Linked DNA regions of Homo sapiens: region 1 is linked to region 2. A link is a contact called in ENCODE Hi-C or POLR2A ChIA-PET data. All regions are on one chromosome and are shown on one strand. Each heading gives the region's core, a stretch centred on a gene start or an enhancer-like site at or near the end of the contact. The rest is flanking DNA. Distances are from core to core; before and after follow the strand shown. Region 1 overlaps MRE11 (MRE11 double strand break repair nuclease). Region 2 overlaps PANX1 (pannexin 1).

What was found. Hi-C counts contacts between places; a loop is a spot of excess contacts on that map. ChIA-PET counts read pairs that join two places held with the same protein, here RNA polymerase II (POLR2A). Pooled maps may share reads with other maps.
Region 1: a pooled map shows a loop between it and region 2 (2.2-fold over the local background). The contact joins two enhancer-like sites. A Hi-C loop is called at or near these places in 1 of 168 maps with a recorded cell type or tissue (posterior cingulate gyrus) and 3 of 50 pooled maps. POLR2A ChIA-PET finds 5 or more read pairs at or near these places in 2 of 52 experiments (GM12878 and activated CD4-positive, alpha-beta T cell).

The regions. Positions count from the first base shown.
Region 1 is chr11:94,472,012-94,476,031 of GRCh38, forward strand. The region is part of intron 7 of MRE11 (MRE11 double strand break repair nuclease); the gene reads right to left. Among named protein-coding and RNA genes, the nearest start is that of MIR548L, 7.4 kb to the left of the region's middle. Within about 2 kb of position 1,625, at least 4 of the 41 ENCODE cell types and tissues checked have a DNase peak (open chromatin) inside an H3K27ac peak, as active enhancers do.
Region 2 is chr11:94,181,585-94,186,337 of GRCh38, forward strand. PANX1 (pannexin 1) reads left to right here. Exons shown (of 5, transcript NM_015368.4): 5 at 1-384. Among named protein-coding and RNA genes, the nearest start is that of PANX1, 55 kb to the left of the region's middle. Within about 2 kb of position 2,332, at least 6 of the 41 ENCODE cell types and tissues checked have a DNase peak (open chromatin) inside an H3K27ac peak, as active enhancers do.

The sequences.
Region 1 (4,020 bases), core at 375-2,874, 290 kb after region 2:
AGATCATGAAAGGTTTTACATAGGAAGGATTTCCCCTTTGGTCAATCAGAAAAGCATGAATTCTATCAATAGTAGAAATCTATAAATCAGTCTAACTATATACTAGAGAAAACACACAGAAAATGCAAGTAAGTATAAATATGTCCAGTAATTTCTTAACATTATCTTTTTACTAATAAATATAATGGGAGTAAAAACATCAATCTCACATAAGTGCTAAGAGTTTTCAATATCAAATATTAAATAAACAAGTGATATGCAAACTATGGTATTATACCTATATCAGTTATTATTTAAAGATACATGAAATGCAAGGTGATAGAAGACAAGAAGGAATAGTTTTCCCTAATATTAACTTACATCATTGGAGATTCAAGTAAAAGTGTTCACATAGTTTAACCAAGCATTCATTTAATCCAAACCAATATTCTTCCATTCACCCAACAAATACTGTTACCCAAACACTGTCTACTTTATGTCAGATGTCCCAGGCTTCTTCTAGATATGGAAGACACAGCAGTGAACAAAGTCCTTGTTCTAGTGTGGGAAACAAGCAATGCAGGTTGAGTCCCTAATCTGAAAATCCAAAATCCAAAATATTTTAAGTGCCAACATGGCACCACAAGTGGTAAATTCCACACATAAATACTTAACACAAACTTTGTTTCATGCACAAAATTATTTTAAAACATGTATAAAATTAACTTAAGGCCATGTGTATAAGGTATATATAAAATGTAAACAAATTTCATGTTTAGACTTGGGTTCCATCCCCAACATATGTGCAAATATTCCAAAATCCAAAAAATCCAAAATCTTAAACACTTCTGGTCCCAAGCATTTCAGATAAGGGATACTCAATCTCTAATACAAGATGTATATGCATGTGTGTAAGTATGCACATGTATAACTTGTCAGTTAGTGATAGGTGCTGTAAAGAAAAATAAAGGGAAAAGTGACATAGAAGTGCCATACTCCTCTCTACATACACAGGGTAGTCAGGAAGACCTCTCTGACTAGCATCAAATGAGCAGAGAACTGAGATGAAGCATCAGTACGCGGAGAGAGAAAGTCCTAAGCAGTAGAAGAGCAGATGGTGCTAAAGTGGGAATGTGTTCAGTGAATTCAAGGAACAGCAAGGAGAACAGAAGGGCTAAGCAGAATAAATGCAGGGAAGACAGAATATACAGGCTTGTGTATCCAGGAATGTTTTTATGTAAAAAACATACATCTAAGGTATGAGATTATCACAACTACTAAAGAAAAGCAGAATAATTCCCAAATACAACATGATGCCATTGTGCCTTCATTGAGTGCTGGTTCTTTCCCGGAAGAAGAAGGGAGGATGATGCTGGTAGGCTGACTGTAATTTGTGACCTAGAAGTGATCACAATATCCTTGTTGAAAGATTTTGCATGACCAAGTCATCTCCAAATTCAGATTCTTTCTTCTTTGAAACAAGAGAAAAAAACAGTTGATGTAGAGAAACAAATGGGAAATAAGGCAAAATGCAGAAGGCTCAAGATTCTCACCCAATCTGTGAAAACCTTCTTTGTTTTAAATATGAAAGCAGAAGTATCTTGAGAATGCACAGGGTGACAAATGAATCTAACAGCATTACCAAAGAACCACATAACCACAGTGAAGGGGGTGGGGAGAAAATGAGCTAAGTAAGTTTGAAAAATTAGGTTTCAACTAGATACAGAAAGGCTAAAGACTAAAATAACTTACACAAACATTGTAACCTAGTTGGGAAAGTTGTTTTGCACAGGGGTATGAGTTAGCAATTTTGAAATTACTTTATAATTTCAAATTATACCAGGATTGGAAATATAATTAAACCAAGATTGAAAAAATAAGTAAACATATATATTTATAATATGATCCAGGCTTCTGTTAGACAAAGAAGTCACAAGTAAGGAAAGGGAGAAGACAAAAATGGACCTTGTAGGGCTGGATTAGAATCAGTCTGAACTTATCATTGGTTTTTTAAGCACATATATAGACATGTATGTATGCATGGGTTACTATATACACATATATCTATTCCCATAACTCTGTTCATTCAGAGTGCTGAGCAAGCCCTGGTAGCAGTAAGCACACCTAGTACGCATTTGTGGATTTCTGAATACCACTCTCCAATAAAAAGAATCAGAGCACCTTGGAGAAATGGTTGATTCCAGGGCTAGGTAGGAAAATATCAGGTTGGTGCAAAAGTAATTGTGATTTTTGCCATTACAAGAGCCAAGAGCCTAGACCATCTTGAGGTGCCAAAAAGCTAACTAAGGTCATGACCTCAAAACAGATGGGAAGACATTGAAAGGACACAGAGGCCAACATAAAAGAGAATGCAATGGTCAAAGCTGCAACAATCAGAGGAACAGTAGCAACCAAAAAACTGATAGTACTGGATCTTCAAGTCCATAATGACATAAATAAGTAAGTAAATAGAGAAGAAGGGACAAATTTTCCTTACAGAAGAATTCCATTAATAAATATAGAAAGAATGAAGGAAATCAAAACTTACAATTAAAATACCACAGTATTAATTACTGGAAATAAGATCACCCATGGATGCTAAAATTAGCGAGTAAAAGTTTAAGGTGAAACAGGATATTTGCATAGTCTCAAAGTATTTTCCCAAAAATATTTATTAATTGAAAAGTAGAAAATGGGAACTTTACAGCAGAGAAAGCTGTTACACATTCCCTTAATCAAATGATGAGGGGGGCAATGAGAAAAATCAACATCATATGGTGACTACCCATTCCCCTTACCAATGCTGCTATTCTACCTTTCATTTGGCTTAAATTCTTAGAATTACTTATGAGTTTTCCTTTCAACTCATCATCCCTACTTTGGCATAGTACAAAAAAATGGTAGACCTGGGAAGCTCTATGGAAGAGAAGGAACAAATCCCAGTGGTGCAAAGTTATATGAAGACCACACACATATCTAAACTCTGGCCTGCCCCTCCTTTGAAACTCACAGTTTATTCAAGAACTCACACATAAGGTAACACAAGTCAGCCTCTTAAACCCTTTCTTTTACCGAGTATTTAACCTAAGTCTGCATTCACTGAATGCACAGAGTAGTCTGCATTCAATAAATGTGTTCAATAAATATAGCTGGCCCTCTGTATTGGCAGATTCGTGGATTCAACCAACTAAAGATCGAAATATTCAGGAAAAAAACAATAAAAAATAACAACGAAAAATATAAATTTTTAAAGCAATACAGTATAACAACTATTTAAACAGTATTTACATTGTATCAGGTATTACAAGTAATCTAGAGATGATTTAAAGTACATAGGAGGATATATGTAGGTTATATGCAAATGCTATACCATTTTATTCAAGGGATTTCAGCATCCCAGGATTTTAGGTCCTGGACCGAACACCCCCCGTGGATACCAAGGGACAACTGTAATAAATTATATAATCAGGCCCCAAATCCTTTGAGTTCTTCCCTGACAACTTCTCCGGTGTGTCCCTCCCATTTCTGTTTCATTGCCATCACTGTCACCACCTCACATTTTTACTGCAGTGATCAGATAATAAATCTTGCTTCTTCAAGTCTGTCTTCTTTTCAATCAATCCTATACCCTGCCAACAGATTAAATTTCTTAAAACTACTAACAAAAGAAAGGTAATCTAGCTATATTTGTATATCCTGGAAGAACACTTGCATATATGTAGCAGGAAACATGTCTAAGAATGTTCATAACAGCAAGGTTTATAAAAGCAAAAAACTCCTGTTCACTGACAGGAGGCAAAGCATAACTGTACACATCAGTAAAAATAAATTACACATCCAAGCATCAAAATGGATCTCAGTAATGTAATGCTGAACATAAGTTGGCTGTAAATATAGCATAATATGAGTATACATGTGATTAAACAGCAAAGAAAAGCAATGAAATAATTAATTCAAAATTAATAATGCTTCCCTTTGGGATAGGGGGAAGCAGGTGGGATCAGGGAAAAGGAATGGGATAAAGGAATGGATAATCCAACA
Region 2 (4,753 bases), core at 1,082-3,581:
ATGCTTCCAAAAGAGCCCAGTGGGGAAATCTGACATCACAGAAGACATTAATTCAGTCACTTTCAAAGAGTTTGTCTACAGGCGGTTTCTCTGTTATCAAAGGCATTTGAAATAGGATTTTACTTAAACAATAATGGAACACAGGAGTATTTAAAGTGAAGAACACTTTGCCTGAATGTGATCAGGGCACATAAGTGACATTGGCATGCTTCATATGGCGTGCTTGGAGCCAGAAAAACTTAGCGGTTTATTTTGTTTATATTTAAGCACAGCTTTAAAAAATTCATTATCGTTTATTCAGTGTCCGAATTGAGGCCATTTGGGAAGAAAATTCTAGCACTGGTGGAGAATTATAGAATAAAGATTATAAATGGTTGGATAAGACAAATGTAAGCTTATTTCATAAACATTTAAAGCTGATTCAGAACATGTTAAAAACTGTTCCCAATTCCAACTATGTAAATAGATCCTATGTTCACATTTTACACACACACACAAAAATCTTTAACATCTGTGGAACTTCCCAGTTTTAGTCTTAGAAAGTTAGCATGTTGCATAAGTTCAGTAATCCTCAGGAACCTCCAAGTTTACTTTTAGCTCTTACGGACAGTTGTTTACATAATCTAATTACTGTTTTCTGAAGAACGGAAATTATATAAGCTGCTGTCTGCCTTTTGGAATATTCAGAAAAGCAGATTTTATTTGTACTTCTGTGATGTTTTCTGAAATGGAAAGCTGATGATAAATATCAAAGTAGCAATCAGTGCGTTAAATTATTCTGTTACATGATATTTATTACTGTTGAATTATTCTGTGACTTAGAAATGGCAGTAACCTAAATAATGGAATTTGCAAAATTATTATATTGCCGTATCTGAGATGTTCCATCACAAGTTTCTACACTGGTTTCTTTTGAAAATTTAAAAAGATTTACGAGATACATTTTCTAGGATATGATTTTTTTTTTACAAAAAGCTTCATCTTCTGTAGACTATCCTTAATTTCTATTTTGAAACGGTAAAAATTGATATTTTAGGACACCAGGAAGTCTCCAAGCCATTCCCACTCTCTGAACTCCAGTAGGGTCTGTGATGTCCCAGGCACCAGTACCAAGTTGGATGTGCAGATATGCATAGGCAGGTCCCATCCTTGAGGACTTCAGAGTCCAGTAAAAGGCAGCAGAAACATGGGCTGGTGCCTAAGAGGAGAAAGCGTAGCCACAGTAAAGGCTATGCCAGAAAACTCCTAGCAAATGCTCTGTGTTCTTGGGAGAGGGCACATTGTTTTTGTTTTCTCTCCTATAGTTCCTGTAACTGCTGGTTTTGAGAATATAGTAATCATTTTTCCCAGAGGCAGATGACCACCTTAAGGTTCTTTAGCTGCAAATCCTCTAGGTTGAAGTTTGTGTGAAATAGTCACAGTGATTTTGAATAGTAAGGAATCCAGTTGCCTTTTGAACCTTCCCTCACAGGGATGAGAGAACAAGCCTGTGGAGGTTGTGGAGCTACTGGTAAACAACTGTCAGGGCCCCAGAAGGCTGATGTGGAGGCCTGGGGATACATTTCATCTAATAAAAGTATTACTAGGTATCAGTATCAGTAATAAAAGTATTATAATAAAGTATCAGTAATAAAAGTATTATAATAAAAAGTATTATTAGGACAGGTAAACTCATCCATCTACTGTGAGCTGCTGGCTTGGAGAACGACTTTTGAGGAGCCAGTTTCCTGAGGAGAAATGCTTTTATAAAGCACTCATTGCTTTGTAAAAGGAGACAAAACTGATCCTAAATGACCACTCCAGGGTTGCTGATTTTGTTTCTGGCTCATGTCTGCCTAGTAAACCACCAGCAAGCTGCTGAACCAGGCTGGAAACAACATTGTTGCAACTGGGAGGGACATAGAGTACTGTGAAAGCAGCGTTCCAACACATCTTCACTTTTACAAAGGGATAGGCAGAGACTTCCAACATAGAGGTTCTTAAACTTCGAGGGGTTACAATCCCCTTGCAAATATTTTTATAGCTATGGACCCTCTCCTCAGATCTACAGCCAACATTTTCAGTGCACCTTAGGAGGTCATTTTAGTCCACGCCTCTGAAAAAGCTGCACTCCAACGGCTGAAGAGCAAGCCATACGGCCGAGAATGGGGCTCCCTTTGCCTTCATGAAAGCTACTTCCCCCAACACTAAGACTCAGCTGTACGTTTGCTTAGCTCAGTCACATTTACATTCTTCTGGGTGAACTGTACCTTTTGAGTACCTGCCTTCATTTTCTAGAATCAGACCTAACAAGGTCAGTAGAAGCCTGGGCAGCAGCAGGCCTGGAAAGACGAGGCAGCCAGCATGAACTGCTGTTCTCTCCCTGACCACAAGGCGTCGTCTTCCTCCAGGGTCAAGTAATTGTTCTTGTTCCGCCTCACAGGAATGTGGGGAGGAAGGACGTAACACTATAAAATGCTGCGTCCTACCTTAAACTTGTACTGTGAGAAAGCTGGAAACTTCCACCTGTACAGTGGGTCTGGTTTGCATGTTTAGTTTCATTTGTGGGAACTGCTTGTCCAAGAGTGAGCTCAGGTCAGGGCAGTTTGTGCCTATGAGAATTAGCTCAGCTATCAGGCAGGTTTTTAGACACCTTTTTAAAATGTGCTCGTGTTTGGTTTGTTTTGCTTACTGTCAGTCCTGGGTCAATCAAAGGTTTGTAAGGGTGAGAATTTTTATGCACTGCTATATCGCAAGTGCTTAAAACAGAGACTGGCCCAGATGAGGCATTCTTCAAATGTTTGTTGAAATGAATGGACAAACTCTTAGGATAAATCCTAATTTGTTGGCAACTGTTATTTGATTTTAGAAGGCAAACTGATTTTATTTTAGAGAGGGGAAGGGGAGGGGAGGCTCATTAGCCTCTTGGTAGAAAGAGGACTATTTCTGCAAATGAATAGGTTTCCACCTTAAGTAGTGACAGTCCTTAACTTCTTATTATGGAGTGAGTCTTGACCGCTTTCCAAGTTCAATAGAAGTTCAAGATTGCCTCTCAGTGATTAGGGAAATTGAAGCTTTTAAAGCTCCTGGTCTCAGTAATTCCTCAGAATAAACCTCTTTAAAAGGGATATTGATGGAAATGTACAATTACCAGTAATTGAGGTTTTATCTGAGGGGATGGAGATGATGAAATGGTTCCTTCTTGGAAGTTGTTGGCATTTTGGCTTTATTTTTCACAAATAAAGTGAAACCATTTAAAACGATTGACAACGATTATATAGTGCCATGTGGAATACAATAGATATTAATTTGTGGTTGGTTTTTCTGCCTGCTTTAAATGAAATGTATTATGTTTCTGGGTTCCTTTTTTAGCTGTAAAAATACTTCGTCACTAAAGCATGAAATTTAATCAGCAGTTGTTCTTCAAGTTCCTGAAAGCTATAAAAGTTTCTCATGACTTGAGTGGTTTTTTCCCTGCCCACCAGAGGAGAAAGCCCTTGTAGAATTCTGCAGTGTTACAAGTGTTCCCTACAAAAACTGAAACCATCAGCTCCTCTTTAACAAGTTGGCTTTTTAAAAGCACGTAATTACAATTTAATGGTATTCTGTAAAGTGGTGCTTTAGGCATAATTTAAATTCTTTTTAATGACTATATTTCTTCAAAACTTTGAAAGAAAAATGTGTTCTTTTTGCTGCATCCTTTGTAAGAAGACTGCCAACAGAGGAAAAAGGACTTTACAAATTAAGACCATCTTGGTTTCATTTCCACAAAGATGAGAACAAATCATGGTGTTAGGAAAGGATCCTTAGAAGAACACAAGAATTTGAAAGCCCTTGGTGGTTATCACTACTATATTTCATATTTCCACAGAAGTGACTTAGCCAAGCTCTGCATTTTGAGCCTGCTGACTTTCATTTAAAAGGAATGAAAGGCTGAAAATCCAGGCTGCTGTGTCTGTAGATAAAGGTCAAACCATGTTTGAGTTCTTCACTGTTGTGTCCACCTAAATAAAACTGAGTAAGTAATGAAAAATGTCTTAATATTTCTTGCCTTCCCTTTAGGGAGAGTCATTTCATGGAAGATGTAATGGGAGATGCATTCCAAAATGTCTTGAGGCTCATTGCTGTCTGCTGGAAACATAAAATTCCATAGGCTTCATGCTGCTTGCTAAAATCCAGCTGGCAGTGACTAAAGAAAGAGAGTCCTTGATTAAGGGCCCACAGATTCTGGAATTTCTAAAGCACAAATCACTTGCTTTCTGATTGAGGATTGTTTGCCTGGGCTTGGGAAAAAAAGATCAGCAACCATGTGCTACTAAACATGGGTTCTCCTGCTCACCTCTCTCAAGAGGAGGACTCCTTTGTACAATGGTTAGTACAGCTTACTATTGTGGGTAATCAGAGCCATGTGAAATTTTAGTGCCATTCCTGGCATATCACAAATATAGTAAATTCTCTCTAAGTGCTAGCTTTGACTATCTTGCTCACCAGCTATTCCCAGGGTGGCAACCCCAGGACCCTTGGATGTTGTATTAGTTTTCTATTGCTCCATAACAAATTAATGCAAACTTAGCAGCTTAAAGCAATACACATATATCATCTTGCAGTTTCCTGGGTCAGGAATCTGGACACAGCTCAGCTAGGTCCTGTGCTCAGGGATTCACAGTGCTACAGCCTAGTTGTGGAAGGTTGTATTCTCATCTGGAAGGTCAACTGGGGAAAGAGCTGCTTCAAAGCTGCCTCAGGTTGTTGGCAGAATTCATTTTGCCTAACT